Regions from separate parts of the Homo sapiens genome. Here region 1 is linked to region 2. A link is a loop called in an ENCODE intact Hi-C map of the cell type or tissue named here. Cell type or tissue: Calu3. All regions are shown on one strand. Links, peaks and the distances in the headings refer to the core of each region. The heading gives the core; the rest is flanking DNA. Region 1 overlaps CAPN5 (calpain 5). Region 2 overlaps ACER3 (alkaline ceramidase 3).

What was found. A loop is a pair of places that touch in the nucleus more often than their neighbours do. Peaks named below come from ENCODE experiments on the same cell type or tissue, not always from the same donor. Only the 100,000 strongest peaks of a DNase experiment are listed, where the experiment ranks them.
Region 1: a loop joins it to region 2, with 19 times the contacts of the local background. A loop is called at or near these places in 35 of 110 quality-filtered maps.

Annotation. Positions count from the first base shown.
Region 1 is chr11:77,087,963-77,096,291 of GRCh38, forward strand. It overlaps CAPN5 (calpain 5), which reads left to right. Exons shown (of 13, transcript NM_004055.5): 3 at 5,720-5,851. Among named protein-coding and RNA genes, the nearest start is that of OMP, 11 kb to the right of the region's middle. In Calu3, for the core only: a CTCF peak has its summit at 3,379 (motif pointing left); DNase peaks (open chromatin) are centred at 869, 3,033 and 3,379.
Region 2 is chr11:76,915,723-76,924,051 of GRCh38, forward strand. All of the region lies in intron 1 of ACER3 (alkaline ceramidase 3), which reads left to right. Among named protein-coding and RNA genes, the nearest start is that of ACER3, 59 kb to the left of the region's middle. In Calu3, for the core only: CTCF peaks have their summits at 3,555 (motif pointing left), 4,360 (motif pointing right) and 4,559 (motif pointing left); a DNase peak (open chromatin) is centred at 4,429.

The DNA.
Region 1 (8,329 bases), core at 147-8,146, 170 kb after region 2:
CCTCACAGGCCTGGCTGGGGAGATGCACGGAGAATGGAGAATGTCCCCAGGCCTGGGAGCTCAGGGTGTCCGTCCTCCTCGCTCAGGGCCCGGGACCTGGTAGGCGGCCTCCTGTCACCCTGTGGGGGCAACATCCCCTCATCCAGCATGCTGTCTCTCCCACATCTGGGTATGAGCCTGGAGGTCCTTTGGTGGAATGCACAGGGGACAAGGTGGGGTGGGGGAGGGGGACTAATGAACAGACACTGGTTTTGGAACCTGCAGAATTCCCCTAGTGCAGTCTCGGGGGCCCCAGCCTCAGCCCAGTCCCGGGGACTCTTGCCCATCAAGCCATTTCCTGGAGATGGCCCTACTCCTCGGCTCCCTGAACATAAGGCCTTTTCGTGCCACAGAACAGTCAGTTTGCAGCAAGGCCTGGCAGCGGGGGCACACCCAGCCGAACTGCCCAGGAATGACCCCCTTCTGGGCATGTGCTCAGAGATGGGGTTCAGTGGGGTCAGGGAGAGCTTTCAGAGGCCTTGAAGGGTGCGGACTGCCATGGAGGAGAAGGAGGTAGGGCTGGGGGAGGGCAAGTCTTCTGCAGAGGGGATGGGCTGTAGGCTACAACTCCCTTTCCAGTCCCAGATGGAAGTCCCGTGTCCTTCCCAGACCTGTTTCCCACTGTCTAGTTCATTCATTCTGTGATCCTAGATTCCAGGAGGGTGGTGACTAGGGTGAAGCTGGATGGACAAAGAGTGGGGGAGGAGGACGGATGTGGAGGGAGCCTCTGCAGATATAGCCCAGGTGCCATGGATCCAGTCTGCTGCCTTGCCTTGCCTTGTACACCAGGAATAGAAACCTGAATTTCTTGTTGTGCCACGAAGGGAGAAGGGAGGTGGGCTGGGCTGTGGCCTGTCAGGTAGAGTTGGTCTAACAGGCTGGGATGGGCTGAGCAGGGGAGCGGTGACTGCAGGTGCAGAATGCTGTCCTAGAGCTGTGTTGCCTGGAGAAATGGTCAACCCCCAGCCCTCAGGGGTAGCCCCTGTACAGCCCAATCCTGTGCACCACTTTGTCCCCCCTCCCTCCCAGGGACCTGTCTGTAGCCCCAGTGGAACCTGCCAAGCTTTGCTAAGCCTAGAAGTGGGCAAAGTCAGGCCTGGGCCCTGCTTAGGAGCTCACAGGCTGGTGGTGGGGACCCTAAGGAAACCTAGAGAGTGTGGACAGGGATGGAAGGGAGCACAGGTGGCTGGCACCAGATAAAGGGCCCCTGGCACCCGAGGACCATTTCGGAGGCAGTGTCTGCCTCAGGACACTTCGGGTCCCCATTTCCCTCCTGAACCTCCCTGCTTACCAGCACTCTCCATGCCTGCTCTGCCAGCATCACTGCCTCCAGGCAGCCTCCTCTGTTTTCTCTCTGGCTCCTGCTGTCACAGCTCTGCTCACATGGGGGGTCAGGGCCTGGCTCCTTCTCAAGATCCCTGCCTGTGGGCAGAGACCTTCCCTGACTCACTCTATGACCTATGTCCAGCCAGTGGCCCAGGAAAAGTGGAAGGACAAACACTAGGCTTGAGAAGCCTGGCCCCATGGTGGCAGAGGTGAGGGCCTGGGCTTCCCCAAACCCTTGGTCTCATTGCTATCTAGTGAGACACCCCCTAAGCTGGGTTAGGACAGGTGCAGGGAGACAGGTGAAGGAAGGATGGCTTTGTCACCCATAAAACCTAGCCCACCTGAGACCAGCCTGGCCAACATAGTGAAACCCTGTCTCTACTAAAAATAGAAAAATTAGCTGGGTGTTGGTGGCAGGTGCCTGTAGTCCCAGCTACTCTAGAGGCTAAGGCAGGAGAATCGTTTGAACCCAGGAGGCGAAGGTTGCAGTGAGCCAAGATCGCACCATTGCATTCCAGCCTGGGCGACAGGGCAAGACTCCCATCTAAAAAAAACAAACAAAAACAAACAAACAAACAAAAAACCTAGTCTACCTGGAGACTGCAGCCAGACTGCCTGAATTTGAATCTCATTTCACCTCTTCTTGTGTGGCCCTGGGCAAGTGACTTAACCTTTCTGTGCCTTGGTTTCCTCATCCGTAAAAAGGGGATGCCAACAGTGCCCATCTCACAGGGTTGTTTTGCACAGTGCCTGCCACATAGCAGGTGCCCAGTCATTGTGAGATATTTCTATTATTGTTCCTTTACAGGTGCCCCAAGGTGGCCCCTGGATTCCAGAGCAGACTCCAGGTGCCACCAACCTCAGGTGGTTTCTGTTGGTTAGAGCTGGTGACCCTGAGCCTCTCCTGGCAGTGGGAACATGCCTGGCTGCCTTCCGCTCTGTCTGCTCCTTCCCAGGCTGCACGATTGCCCCCAGGTTCCTGCTCTGCCACAGCAAGTCAGGGTGATGGAATCTGGGAATCGTGACTCCCAAGCTCGGTCTGTCTCTCAAGGACTGGAGAAGTGTCTGGGGCCAGAGCCCTGATCTGGGGCCCAGATCTGGTTGGATCTGCACCTCGGGTCTGCCCCAGCTGTGGTGCTTAGTGTTGGGAGACCCTGGTTGGGAGCCCAGCAGACCTAGGGCATCCCATCGGATCCGTCCACTTACTTGCCTTGTCACCTTGGACATCACTGCGCTGTCCTGGGCTCAGCCTCCTCCTCTCTGGGATGGGGCAGTTGTGTGTCTGTCTTAGGACACTGGCTGGGAGGATCTGAAGTGGAGGGACACCTGAGTCACTTCCTGCTGTAAACCCTGGTGATGCCAGGTGGTAGCTGTTTCTCTTTCCATGGCATGATGTGGCTGGGGTCCTCCGTATATGGAAGCCCCTCTCCCTTCCCGGTCTTGCCTGCCCTCCTGGCCTCAGGGAACAGATGCTAAGTCATAGCTCCCTCTGGGTCAGAGGATGGGCTGGATGTGGGGTGTGGTCCAGGGCTGGGAGGGAAGACAGGAGGGCAGCGGGGAGGAGAGGGAAAGTCCCTTCTTCCTGCCTGTGCTTCCTGACGGGGTGCCGTTGGGGATGGATGAGACCAGGCGGCCTCACTGGGTTTCCTAGACCTGTGCTCTGCAGAAGCCGCCGTGCAGGTTGGCCGTGGTGCACCCTGTAGTGCCAACTGGAAGGAGGGGCCAGGTCTCAGGAGCTGCTCATGCCCTTGGGGGAATTCTAGCCCTTTCTCTGACCCTCTAAAACTCTGGTTCTTCCGGGCAGAGGGGACAGCAGGGTCCCCATCTTGGTGGGAACTAGGAGCCCTCTTCCCCATTCTCCCTTGCAACTGCTCTGCTCCACGATCTGTAGAGTCCCTACACAGCCCTGCTGGGATGACCATTTATCTCCTCTGCACAGGTGAGGCCCAAAGTTGCACAGCAGGGAGCAGACATTCAAATTCGGTCTTCCTGCCTCTGCCACCCTCTGCTGGCCGCCTGTGGTAGGACCGCAGAAGCTCTTGGGATGGAACTAGCTCAGGAGCGCCTGCTGGAGTGGAGGCAGGCAGAGGGCTGCTGCCATCTGCCCATGCTGTGTGGCGGGGACATGGTATTACACCTCCCTGGGCCTCAGTTTCCTTATCTGTAAAAGGGGATATTGCCCACTTCTCAGTGCCTTGGTGAGGATGGATTGTGGTGTCAGCAGGATGCCTGGTACATGAAAGGCATGTCTCAGTGTTTGCCTGTCCCCACCCTCCACCATACCCACAGCCACTGGGGAGCAGTGGCTTCCTCAGCTCAGTGAGGCGATGGGAGAGGAAGAGGGGCCTGCTCTGTTCCCTGGGCCAGGGCTAGGGATCAGGCCAGGCCCCACCCCCAGCTCAGGCCTTGGGGAGGGATGATTACAGCTGAGGGAACACAGGGTGAGCTGACCCTTCCTGGTTGCATCTCTTGGTGCTGGAGCCACCCATAGAGGTCTGGGCATAGCTTCCTAGCACCTGAAAATTGAAGGAGACTTTCATTCGCTTTGGGTCAGGCCCTGGGCTTGATACTTTACATACACTGATTCCTCCTCGCAAAGTAGAAATTATTGGCCATGCACATTGGCTCAAGCCTGTCATCCCAGCACTTTGGGAGGCTGAGGCGGGAAGATTGCTTGAGCTCAGGAGTTTGAGACCAGCCTGGGCAACATAGTGAGACCTCATCTCTACAAAAAATTTAAGAGTTAGCTGAGTGTGGTGTGTGGGCCTACGGTCCCAGCTATTCGTGAGGCTTAGGCCAGAGGATCGCTTGAGCCTAGGAGGTTGAGGCTGCAGTGAGCTGTGATTGTGACTGCACTCCAGTTTGGGTGACAGACGAGACCATGCCTCAAAAAGACAAAAACAAAAACAAAAAACCCCAAAATCCAACAACATAAAGAAATTGTTGTTTCTATTATATAAATCAGAAAGCCGAGGCTCAGAGAGCTCGCCAGATTGCCGATTGAGGAGCTGGAATTCAGTCTCCAGTCTGAAGCCAAAGCCCATGCTTTTCCCTTTCACAGCACTGCCTCAGGGGGCTTTTAAGGAAAATACCCCCACAGCAAGAAGAGGTGGAAAGCCCAGGCCAGAGCTCCTTGGGCAGGGTCAGGTGCAGAGGGCACCTGGTACTGGAGCCCCCCTGGGCTGCCTCTCTCTTGGCAGGCAGAGCAAGGGGCTTCCAGAAATTAGGAAGGGCTGAGCCTGAGAGCAGCCAGTTGCTCATGGATCATTCCCGGGTCAGCGGCTGCCCTGGCCGGATTCCCTGGCTGCGTCTCATGGAGCAGCCTCTTGGGCCGTGCCCACCAGTCTCTGTAGAAAATAAAAATGGAGGCTGGGCGCAGTGGCTTATGCCTGTAATTCCAGCACTTTGGGAGGCCGAGGCCAGCAGATCAGGAGTTTGAGACCAGCCTGGCCAACATGGAGAAACCCTGTCTCTACTAAAAATATAAAAATTAGCTGGGCGTGGTGGTGGGTGCCTGTAATCCCAGCTACTCAGGAAGGTGAGGCAGGAGAATTGCTTGAACCCAGGAGCTGGAGGTTGCAGTGAGCTGAGGTTGCACTACTGCATTCCATGCACTCCAGCCTGGGCAAAAGAGCGAGACTGTCTCTAAAGAAAAAAAGAAAGAAAAAAGGAAAAAAAGGAGTTTTTGCTCCACTTGAGCATTTGCTTGCTGTGTGCCTTTGACAAGTCACAGTCCATCTCTGAACCTCCATTCCTCGCCCATACAATGGAATGACAACTCCTCGCTCCTTGGGTGGCGTGAAGACCTGATGAGATTATGCGAGGCAAGTGCCATGCGGGGCCTGGCCCACCGCTCCCCACTGGCCCCTCGCTTTGTGCTCCCCAGCTGGGATATGGGTGTTTGTCCCATGCCCGCACCCCCACCCCACTTGAACCTGCTGTACCCCTGTGGGCTGGCGGGGGTGGGCACTCAGGCTGCTGGTGCTAGAGAAGGAAGGGAATGGAGCTCTTGCTGGTTAGGGAGGGGCGCAGCGGGTAGGAGGAAGGCAGTGCCCCGGGTCCAGCGCTCTGACGTCTTCCCACAGGTTCTTCATCAGCAAACCTTTAGCGGAAGAGCACTCTCTGGCCAGGAAGGGGAGAGGGCATCCCAGGCAGGACCGCGGGGTGGGGGGCAAGCGGGGAGCAGATGGGCCCTATGGGGCCCCAAGTCTGTGGTGGGAGGCAGGTGAATCACCATGCTGATGATCACACAGCAAGTCTGTGTCTGTCACGTCTGTGTCTGTCATGTCTCCTGCCATGGGGGGCATCCGCATGCTCCTCCGCCCCTCACGCTCTCTCCTCGCCTTCTCCGCAGGGCATCTGCGAGGACCCCCGCCTCTTTGTGGATGGCATCAGCTCCCACGACCTGCACCAGGGCCAGGTGGGCAACTGCTGGTTTGTGGCAGCCTGCTCGTCACTTGCCTCCCGGGAGTCGCTGTGGCAAAAGGTGAGGCCTCGGGCAGAGTGGGCAGGGTGCTGGGGAGTGTGAACGCAGCCTGTGGCCCTCACTGCCAGACAGGCGGAACCTGATTGTGGCAGATGAGACTTTCAAAAGCCTGTGCCAGGGATGGGGTGGGGGCCCCCAGTACTGGCCGAGCGTCGGAATTGCCATCCCTCACCCTTCAGCTGGGCACCCCCAGGGGCAGGTGCTGGGAATCCGTCAGGCTCCCAAGGTCATTCTGATGTGTCCCCCCCAACACTGTTGGGGACACTTGGCAGATTAATACACACCTGTGAAATGTGGAAGCTGTGTGCATCACATTTAGTGTGCAGACACCACTGATGGGGCTCAGGAGACCCCTGACAGACACAGACCTGCTGTGTGACTCAGCTGGTTGCTGTCCTCCTCTGGGCCTGACTTTTCCCAGTTGTTCAGCAAGGGTGGTTTGGTGATCCCCAGCTTCATGACTCCCAGTTCCAAGCTGCTGGTGTTCTGGACCAGGGCCAAAGGGTTTGGGTGGGAAAGAATGGGCTCTGGTCCTGCAACCCAACCTCCTATCCCAGCACAGTTCCAAGCTGCTGGTGTTCTGGACCAGGGCCAAAGGGTTTGGGTTGGAAAGAATAGGCTCTGGTCCTGCAACCCAACCTCCTATCCCAGCACTTGGCAGCAGGGCCTTAGATTCCGTGCACAGGAGGCAGGGAGGCTGGAGTGGAGGCAGACCCTGGCTCCCTGAAGAATTATTGGCAGGGACTGCAGGGGGACTCTGGTCATTGCCCCTTGCTCATCCCTGCCCTTCTGCCATCCCTTGGGAGGGGCTGGCAGTGGGGCTGAGGAGCACTGGACATCTGCATCTCCCAGGCTTGGCAGTGAGCCTCAGCACTTGGTAGCTTTGGAGCTGGCCTCAGGTTACTCATCAGCAAAATAAGGACAATCGGAGTAGCTGTCTCTCGGGGAGTGGTGAGGATAGGACCAGATGCTGCACTCAACATGCCTTGTGCGGCATCGTGCTTGGCCAAAGGTGGCTGTGCCTACCAGCATTATGATAATTAATATCATAGAACATACAGGTACTCCTGTGCAAGACAGAGTTTTTCCTCATCCTCTGAGGTATCCCTTGGCCATCAGAGGGAGCAGTGCCCTTGGGCAAGGCTGAGACTCTGGTAGGTGTCTTGCTCTTGAGTCTGCAGAACGGGGATGTGACCTCTCAAAGCCACTCCAGGGTGGGCATCCCTGGGGCCTAGCCCCAGTAGTCCTGCAGGGTAGGAGCAGCTGCCTGCTGTAGGGCCCCTGGGGCCTTGGCAGAGGCCATGGTTGCGGCGTGTGGATGTGGGTATTCGAGGGGCACCTGAGCCAGGAGGGCTTTCGAGAGCCACCCGTTGGCTCATTTCAATTCTACGCCTCAAGGCCCAGAGAGGGCTGGGGCCTGGTTCTGTGCTCTGGGTGTAGGGCCAGTCCTCACTCTCCAGCTTCCAGGCTCCCACCCCCTTCTCTGAGCTCAGAACAAGGTCCCCCTGCCTTAGAGCCCACCCCCCCACTAGATGAGGGCTCAGTCAGGGGCTGAAGGGGCACATGGGCATTCTGTAGGGCTGCCCCCCACCTCCCACTTTGCCCTGCAATTGCCTGTTTATCTTTCACCTCCCCCGTGAGGTGAGCTCCCCACAGGCAGAACTGGCCCAACGTATATGTCCCTGCTGAGCCCACTAGGGACCTGGAGTAGAGAAGGCTCAGGAGAGTTTTGGGAACAGAGCTCCTTTCCAAATTGTTGGACTCAGCTACCACCCAGCAGCCCCACGGTCGGCCTTGCTCCCCCAGACCTCCCAGGGCCTTGTGGTGCTGGGCCTGACTCCAGTCTCCCCAGGAGAGGCCATCTGTCTGGCCGTTTGTAGGTGGGAGCCTATGTGTCCTGCCCTGGGCTTGGGCCCAAGTGGTTCCTGGTGCAGCTCCACCTCTCAACAGTGAAGAACAGGCCCAGGACTGCAGGCAGGAGGCCTGTCATTGAGGCCTGTGTTTATCTGTGGGCCAAAGGTTCCTATTGCAGGGAGTTGGGGCACCTGGCCTGGCTGGTCTGGGAGGCTGCCAGGGCCAGGAGGCTGATCTCCTACAGCAGCTTGGGTCCCAGGGAGGCCAGGGCGGGTCTGGGCGCTCCTGGCTAATTGCACTTTGCCTCCTGTGCTGCTGTGGTGCTATGGGTCCCGGAAGGAGGCTCGGGGCCCTGCGGAGCTCATTACTGCGCCTTCCGTCCCTCGTCCCTGTTGACTGGGCTCTGTTTGTTGTCACCCCTCACTTTCTGGGCCTGTTGCCCTGCAGGGCCTCCTTGTTTTCTCCATGGAAGGGCAGTGGGGGGGCTGCCGAGCCTGAGCTGCACCCCTGCCCTCCCCACCTCACACTTGGGGATTCTGAGCCTCAGACACACTGAGCATCACATCCTCGACACACACGCCCCCAACACACACGCCCCCACAGCAAGCCACCCTTACCCCTCAC
Region 2 (8,329 bases), core at 179-8,178:
TGGGGAGACCTCAGGAACCTTACAGTCATGGAAGAAGGCGAAGGGGAAGCAAACTTGGACCTTTTCACATGGCAGCAGGAGAGTGTGTGCAAGCACAGGGAAAACTACCATTTGTAAAACCATCAGATCTTGTAAGAATTCACTCAGTCTCAAGAACAGCATGGGGGAACCACCCACATAATCCAATCACCTCCCACCAGATCCCTCAACACCTGGGGATTACAATTCAAGATGAGATTTGGGTGGGGACCCAAAACCTAACCATATCAAATATAGAAGGTATCTTTTGTGAGATTTTAACAGTAATAAATCATCTGCATTTTTAATAATTAAGGTTAATTTAGTCTAAATTTAAAATGCATTTTAAAGGTCTTATGCATTCATGATTTTTGACTGATGCATTTTAATTCTAAGTAAATGAAGAGTGAATGAAAAATTATACTGAAATTAGTTTGGGGTGAAGGATGAATCTGTTAAATTAATTTTGGGGAAAAGAATAACTTTATTACATCATAACTGAACCACATCTGAAATAATATCTATTAGGTTTTAAATACCTGTACTCTTGAAAATTTGGAACTAGTTTAATTTGCATGAGGGCAGTCTGTCTGGTTTTCTTTTGTATTCCTTTATAGAGCCTTTTGTAGTAGATGATCAGTGGGTATTTGCTATTGAATGAATATAAGGCCACTGCCCTCAAGAAATGTAACTGAGGAGATAAGTCATAAATATCAGTTGATCAGATTTAGTGAAAAGAGATCTGTCTATGCAAGGCAATCTATGCTAAGTGCCAGGTGAGAGGTTAAAACGGTTAAGTGCTGTAACAAGAGTGGTCATTTTGAGTAGGATGATTAACAAAAATTCACCAAATGTAGGTAGGATTTGATTTGGGCCCTTAAAGAAGTTTCGGTAAAAGTGGAGAGGAAGAAGGGATTATCAAAATAACCATTTTCAGATTATGTCATTTCAATAATGCCTCTTCATTACTGAACATAGTTTGGAAACTTTCCCTTTTTGACCTTTGAATAAATCAAAAATGTTCATTTCACCAACTATTTCTCTAGGGATTTCAAGACCCTGTTACTTACCTTGTTCTTCTCTGGCTCATGACTTCATCATGGTTATCTGTTTTAAATCTTTCTCAGTGTGCTCATCTTTGATCCTTCTCTAAAGCAGCATTTTAGACCTGTAAATGCTGTTTGTACAGAGTCATTCCCCTCCCCTGTAACCTCCCTCTTGTGAGGCCAGAGTTTACCTAAGCCGTATCTGATATGGAGCTCCCAAGTTCTTCTCTTAGCTCTTTACCACTGTGTACTTGGCCTTTCTTCCCAAACCTACAATGTACTTCCTCTTGAATTTAACATGAACATTTCCATTTTTACTGGGTCCCAATGATCATTACAAGCTCTGCTTAGTGAATGTGGGTTCCAGCAAACTGAAGACAAAAGGCCCCGACTTCTGGATGAAATGTTTCACCATAAACCTACCTAGACTGGAGGTCTTCCAGAAGCCATCTGCACAATTTCCCCCTTACCCAGGAAATGTTTCTGGGCAATATTGGTGGTTTAAAAATATTTTTAGTAATACTTACATGCAATAAAGTGAATGTGTAATGTATATTTTTAAAAATAATGTGAAAAAACTAATTTTCATAAATTAAATATTTTTCTAAACTATTATATATATCCCAAAGAAAATAGAATGACTTAGGGCAGCCACGGTGGCTCATGCCTGTAATCCCAGCACTTTGGGGGGCTGAGGTGGGAGGATCATTTCAGCTTAGGGGTTCGAGACCAGCCTGAGCAACATAAGAAGACCTCGTCAGTACAAAAAAACCAAAATATATATAATTGGCCAGGCGCAGTGGCTCATGCCTGTAATCTAAGCACTTTGGGAGGCCAAGGTGGGAGGATTGCTTGAGTCAAGTAGTTCAAGACCAGCATGAACAACATAGGGATACCTTGTCTCTACAGAAAAATTTTTTTTTAATTAGCCAGGAGTGGTGGCATATGCCTTTAGTCCCAGCTACACAGGAGGCTGAGGTGGGAGGATCACTTGAGCCCAAAAGGTCGAGGCTGCAGTAAGCCATGATTGTGCCACTGAACTCACTCTGTGCAACAGAGAGAGACCCTGTCTCAAAAAAAAAAAAAAAAGAAAGAAAAGAAAAGAAAATAGAATGACTCTTGTAGTAATAAAAATCCCACATTCCTGCATATCTTTTTATCTGTCAGAAGCATAGCTTAAGTGTTATCTTCTTACTGAAACCCATCTTGGATTCTCTCCCTCCCGCTAAGTGTATTGGTTTTTTTGCCTTCTTTGTTCCTATCACTCTCTTTTGCTAGTTGTTTACCTGTCTGTCTTTCCTGCTACACTTATATATACTTTTTCAGGATAGGTACCAAAGTTATTCACTTGTTAATTTTTCTTCTAGCTCCCAACTTAGTGCCTTGCATGTAGAAAATACTTGATAAATGTTTGTCAAATTGAATTACATTTGTGTTTATCATTTTTTAAAGTAAGACACACTTGGTTTCCTGTTTTTTTTTTCTTCTGATATCTATCTTAATTTAAAGCTACTGGAAGGAGTCCCTTGTACTGTAATATGCATTTATATGATGGTTATTATTATTATTTTTTTCTTTAAGCTTAGCGTGAACCAGTGTACCCTATAACTTTCTTTGTTACTGGCCTGGATTAGAAGACAAACCTTCTCCCTTGTGATAACTGTTCTTGAGCTGGTGCAAGTACCAACACAATTCCCAGGTTGCACCTATTTTTGTTCGTTTTTTACTTTTTATTTATATCATAAGTAGTTATGTGGGGTTTTTTTTCAACTTTTATTTTAAATTCAAGAGTACATGTGCAAGTTCACTATATAGATATTAATTCTTAACACAGCAAGATTGTGGAAGTTCTTATATAATATTCTATGGATCTTTCTCATATCAAATAATCTTTATATGTGTTATTTGGTCATATTTATTATTTATATCATATTCAATTATTTAAATAATGTAAATATAATTGTTTTTACCCATTTTGCAAGTTAGGAAACTAAGGCTTAAGCATAAATAAGTTGCCTAAGTTCACACAGCTAGAAGGTGGTAGTAGATAAGAACACAGTAATGCCTACTCTAAATTGTGAAGATGAATTTAGATGATCTCCCTATCTACATCCATCTCTGAAGTCTCTGAAGCTCTGGGAATGTTTAACATTATTTGAAGATCTGCATAATCAGTAAAATATTTGGCAAAATGAACTTGCATTGGGGAAAAGTGCTGGGTTGCTTTCAGGCTCAAACCAGTTACAGCTTTCATCAAGCTAATTTGCTGACTGGGCAGGACGGCTTTTCACAGTGGAAGTGAAGCAATATAGATCACTTTTTCAGCTTCACTAGATTTTAATGCTTCTATTTATTTATCTTTAGCTCTGGGTGATGGTTTTACAGTTGTAAATACAACCGAGCTCTAAATTGTTTATCCAGTCACCTCAGGGTTTTATGTATTCAGCCAAATGTTGGAAAACCGTTTAGATTGTGGAGCACACTGGCTCCACCTACTGTCCTATGAGAAAACACTTTCCTACTGTATCTTCATTCACAATTCTCTTAAATTGTACCCTTTTGCACATGTGCTTTTCCCCAAACTTTGTTTCTCATATTTTTGATATTTGAGTTTCCGTTTACCTTGCTGAAAGATAAATTTACCTATTAAGAAATCGTGAAATTACTGTAACGTCAGTCTTGCCTGTAATTTATATTATAAGGAGAATGTGTTTGGGGGTATAAAAATATCATAGTTTTCAAAAATCTAAATCTATATCAAAATAAGACTTTCCTTCCAGAAAAAAAGTGTTCAAAATATTTTAGTACACTATTGTGTGGTGTATGAATGAATATCTCGCTTTTATTTCCAGAACAGAAATTTTTTAATTGAATTTTCTGGAAGCAGTTAACCTCAAATCCAATTAAACTCTTAGTAGAAGTAATTTTATTTTCTACCATTCATCTTTTTAATACTTTAGTTTTCAGTTATAAAGACAATATAGCAACATTGTAGAAAATATGGAAAAAGGGGGAAATCCATTATTTAACCTGCTTAAATGTTTATTCTTAATTTCTTGGTTAGGGAACCCTCACCAACTATAGTTTTACCAAGTCATGATTGATGAAAACATAGTTTTATAATTGTGGTCGTTATCAATTTATTACTTCTTAGCTCTGAGTTCAACATTCATTGCATGGTTGGTGAAAATAGACCTGAGCCCTTTGAATATTTTCCTTTGACAACTGGCTGGATGTTAAATTTTGTCAATAGAGGGCGCCAGAGAGACATTGCAAGAGGAAGAGATTTTCCTTCCTGGTTCTGGTGTGCTGGCTTGGCAACTTCTCTGGCGCCAGCTCTTGCAGTCCAAGTGGCTTAATAGCTTCTGGCTCCTACAGTGCTGAGGCTTCCCCAGTGCCCACCTCTTAAAGCTTGGTCAGCTTCTGGTGCCAGGCTATTGCAGAACGTGGCTGTCAGCAGCACCTAGTGGTCAGTAGCATCCCCTGCCCACCTACCTCTCCGCTCTATGGGATTAGCTTTAGCTGGCACCCTAGAGGGCAGAGTTCTGACAAGTTCTGAACAGTAGATTTCAGCAAGCTCTATGGGTATAGCACCACAGCAACTTCTCGGCTATTCAGTGAACCATGGTCATGCCTTCTCCAGCAAGGTCTGCATCTCAGCCTTGGGGAAACCTCTTTTTTAATGCTCTATCTCAGCCTTAGGGGTAGTGGCTGCTCCTTACCTCTGATATTCCTTTATTCTGTAGAGTTTTCTTTACTTGTGACTAGCCTGTCTCTCCTTACTCTTATAAGTTAATAATTCTCTATTCAAATTACTCTGGTTTATCTTTTCTGATTGAACTCTTGACTTTTTTTTTTTTTTTTTTAACAGACAGAGTCTTGCTCTGTCACCCAGGCTGCAGTGCAGTGGTGTGATCATGGCTCACTGCAGCCTCAGCCTCCCAGGCTCAAGCGATCCTCCCACCTCAGCCTTCTGAGCAGCTAAGACCACGGGCAAGTGCCACTATGCCTGGCTAATTTTAAAAAATTTTTTGTAGAGATGGGTTCTCCTTATGTTGCCCAGGCTGGTGTCGAACTCCTGGGCTCAAGCAATCCTCCCCCCTTGGCTTTCCAAAGTGCTGGGATTATAGCCATGATCCACAATGCCTGGGCTGAAACCATTTTTTTACCCAAAGTTTTAAGTCCACGATCATTTTATGTGCATTATTTTGCTTAGTAAAATTAAATTAGCTAACATGTATAGCTATATAAGCTAAATTGCTTATTTACAAAGCAATTACATATCTATTATTCTTTAAATCAGCTTTTTAAAAGTAACCTTTTATTCTTTTTTCCTGACTTTACAGTCTTACCTGATTTATCAATTTTTTGCCTTTGTGGTTAATCCTTTTCATGTCCTACTGAAAAAAATCATTGCCTCTCCAAGGTGATAAAGATGTTCTCCCATATTTTCTTCTGAAGGTTTTATTGTGTTACCTTTTACATTTAGATCTATAGTACCTCTGGAATTTATTTTTAATTAAAACAAATTTTTAATTGTTTATCGAATTGGGCAGCCCTTGAACCAGAATGGGTTCAGAGAAGCTCCCATCTGGAATTTATTTTTGTGTAAGGAGTGTGAACCTGGGATCCAGATTAATTTTTTTCCTATATAAATATGCAGTTGATCCAGTATCTGTATTGAAAAGACCATCCTTTCCTTAATACACTGCAGGCTTATGTTTGTCATAAATCAGGTGCTCGTAAATGTTAGTATGTTCTTATAATCTTACCTGTTCTATTTAACCTTGTTAGTCGGCCTTGATATCTAGTAGTGTAAATACTCCAGGTTTGTTGTTACTCAAGATTGTCTTGGCTCTTCTTAGCCTTTTGTATTTCATATAAAGTTAAGAGTCAGCTTTTTAATTTGTACCCAAAACCATTTGGGATTTTTATTAGTATTATGTCTTATATGTCTTTGTCAGATTTATTCCTAGATATGTGATGTGTTTTGATGCTATTGCAAATTATATCTGTAACACCAAAACTGCAGTTACGTGTTCAGATTGTCAATCTGACCCAGGAATCCTTCAGATATTTGAAGATAGCAGTCATTCCATTCCTTATATGTTGTGTTTTATTTATTTAGTATATTATGCCTTTATATGAGTCTCTACTCTGAATGCTTTAGTATTTCTGTTTTGTTTAGGGTGCCACAAATAGATAAACATCCCAATGAGAAGCTGAATTAAAGCAGAGAAAAGTAGGAGGACCACTATCTAGCTCTTTCCATTTTTACCTCTGAATACTAGTATATTGAGATTTTCCTCCCAGAATAGCCTACTGTCATCTTTCTGTCTTTGGAACTTTCTGTCAGGGTTGTCCTTACTCTCTCTAACAAGCCTATATTTGTGGTTTGCAATTCTTCATTCTAATTTGTAAAACTTGTGCATTGTCCTTAAATGAGTTTCATATAGTTTGTAAGACCCTCCTGCACTCCCTGCCTCCAGGTAATTTGAAATGTATTACTGACTTCCATACTATTGACATTTCAGCTAAATTTAATACTACCTGTACGTTTGGGCATGTTTCCATTGCTTTATCTTAGTCATCAGTAAAGATTTTCATTAGTTTGAATCTTAGGGCACTCCTGAATGGTAAAATATTCAACATCTCCTACAGGTTTACTTAAAACTATTGATAACTGCTGTTTGGATATATAACTCTCAATCTGTCTGGCTCCCCACCTTACATTTTCATACTCTACCTAGGCAAATTACTTTATTCTTTGTACAGTTTGGAAGTCATTTAATATATTCTGAATAAAATACTCTGATATAATTTTTAAAACATTATAATTAATAAGCACCCTCTGTGTGAACATTGTGCTAGCACATCTAGTGAGAGGAACATTAGCTATAAGGACAGATAGACCTGGAATAAAATCTTGCCACCACCATTTGCTTATTGTGAGAACTTGGAATTGTATACTGTAAATTGTATAATTTCTTAACCCGCTTTTACTGTTTATTTTTAATAGGGACAACAATACTTCACAAGATTGGTTGTGAGAAGCAAGTAAGATAGCACATGTAAAATATAAAGTTCAGTACCTGGTACTTAATAGGCTCAGCATATTTTTGTTCCTTTCTCTCCTTTCAGGGTCTAGCTCAAATCTTAATACATCTATGAAACTATTCCCAACGATCTTACTCCCTCTCCTAAATGGTTTCTGTATTAATTTTTATTTTATCAAAGCAATATATAAAAAAAATTTAAAAATCTAGATAATGCTAAACAACTTTAACAAAACCAGAAGGCAATGTTCTTTCCCAACCCTTCTTTGCTTCCCACTGTCTAATTCTACTCCCCAGAAGCAAAATTAAAAAAAAAAACAAACCCAGCTTGATTGAGGTATAATTGAGATACAAAACAGACTGCACCTATTTAAAGTGTACAAATTAAAATTTGACATTGGCTTATACCTGTGAAACCATCAAAAACAAGATAGTAACATATCCTTCACCTCCAAGTTTTATTTTATTCCTTTGTAAGCCCTCCTTCTGCATTGAACTTCCACCATTTCTCCCCCAGCAACCACTGATCTTCTTTCTGTCACTGTAGATTAGTTTGCATTTTCTAGCCTTTTATATGATCTGTTTTAGTCCTTGTCTGCTAATTCTAACATCTGTTCTGGGTTGGTTCCAGTTGATTATTTTCCTCATGGATCATGTTTCTTGCTTTTTTTGTATGCCTGGTAATCTTTGATTGAATACCTGACATCGTGCTTTTTTTAACTTTGTTAGGTGCTGAATAACTTTTGTATTAGTATAAATAGTCTTGAATTTTGTTCTGGATTTCAGTGAAGCTACTTGGAAACAGTTTGATCCTTTTGGATTTTGCTTTTGTGATTTGTTAGGTGTGTCTGGAACAGGGTTCAGTCTAGTACTAGCTATTCCCTATTACTGAGGCCAGGCCTTCTTGATTCCTTTATCCAATGCCCAGTGTGATACAAATTTTACCATTTCAGCTTTTGGGAGTAGGCACTGTTTCTGGCTATGTGTGTACTGGCTATGTGTGAACACCTGGTACTGTTCCCTCTAATATTTTCACCATGATTCTTTCCTGGCTTCGACTAGTTTGCTCCTACACATCTGCTAATCAGTCTTCTGCTGAATAGTTAGGGGGCCCTTTATAGATTTCCTGAGTTCTTTCTCTCTAAAGTTGTCTCTCATATACTGTCTCCTGTGAAATCTAGTCACCTTGGTCTTCCTGAACTCCCCGCT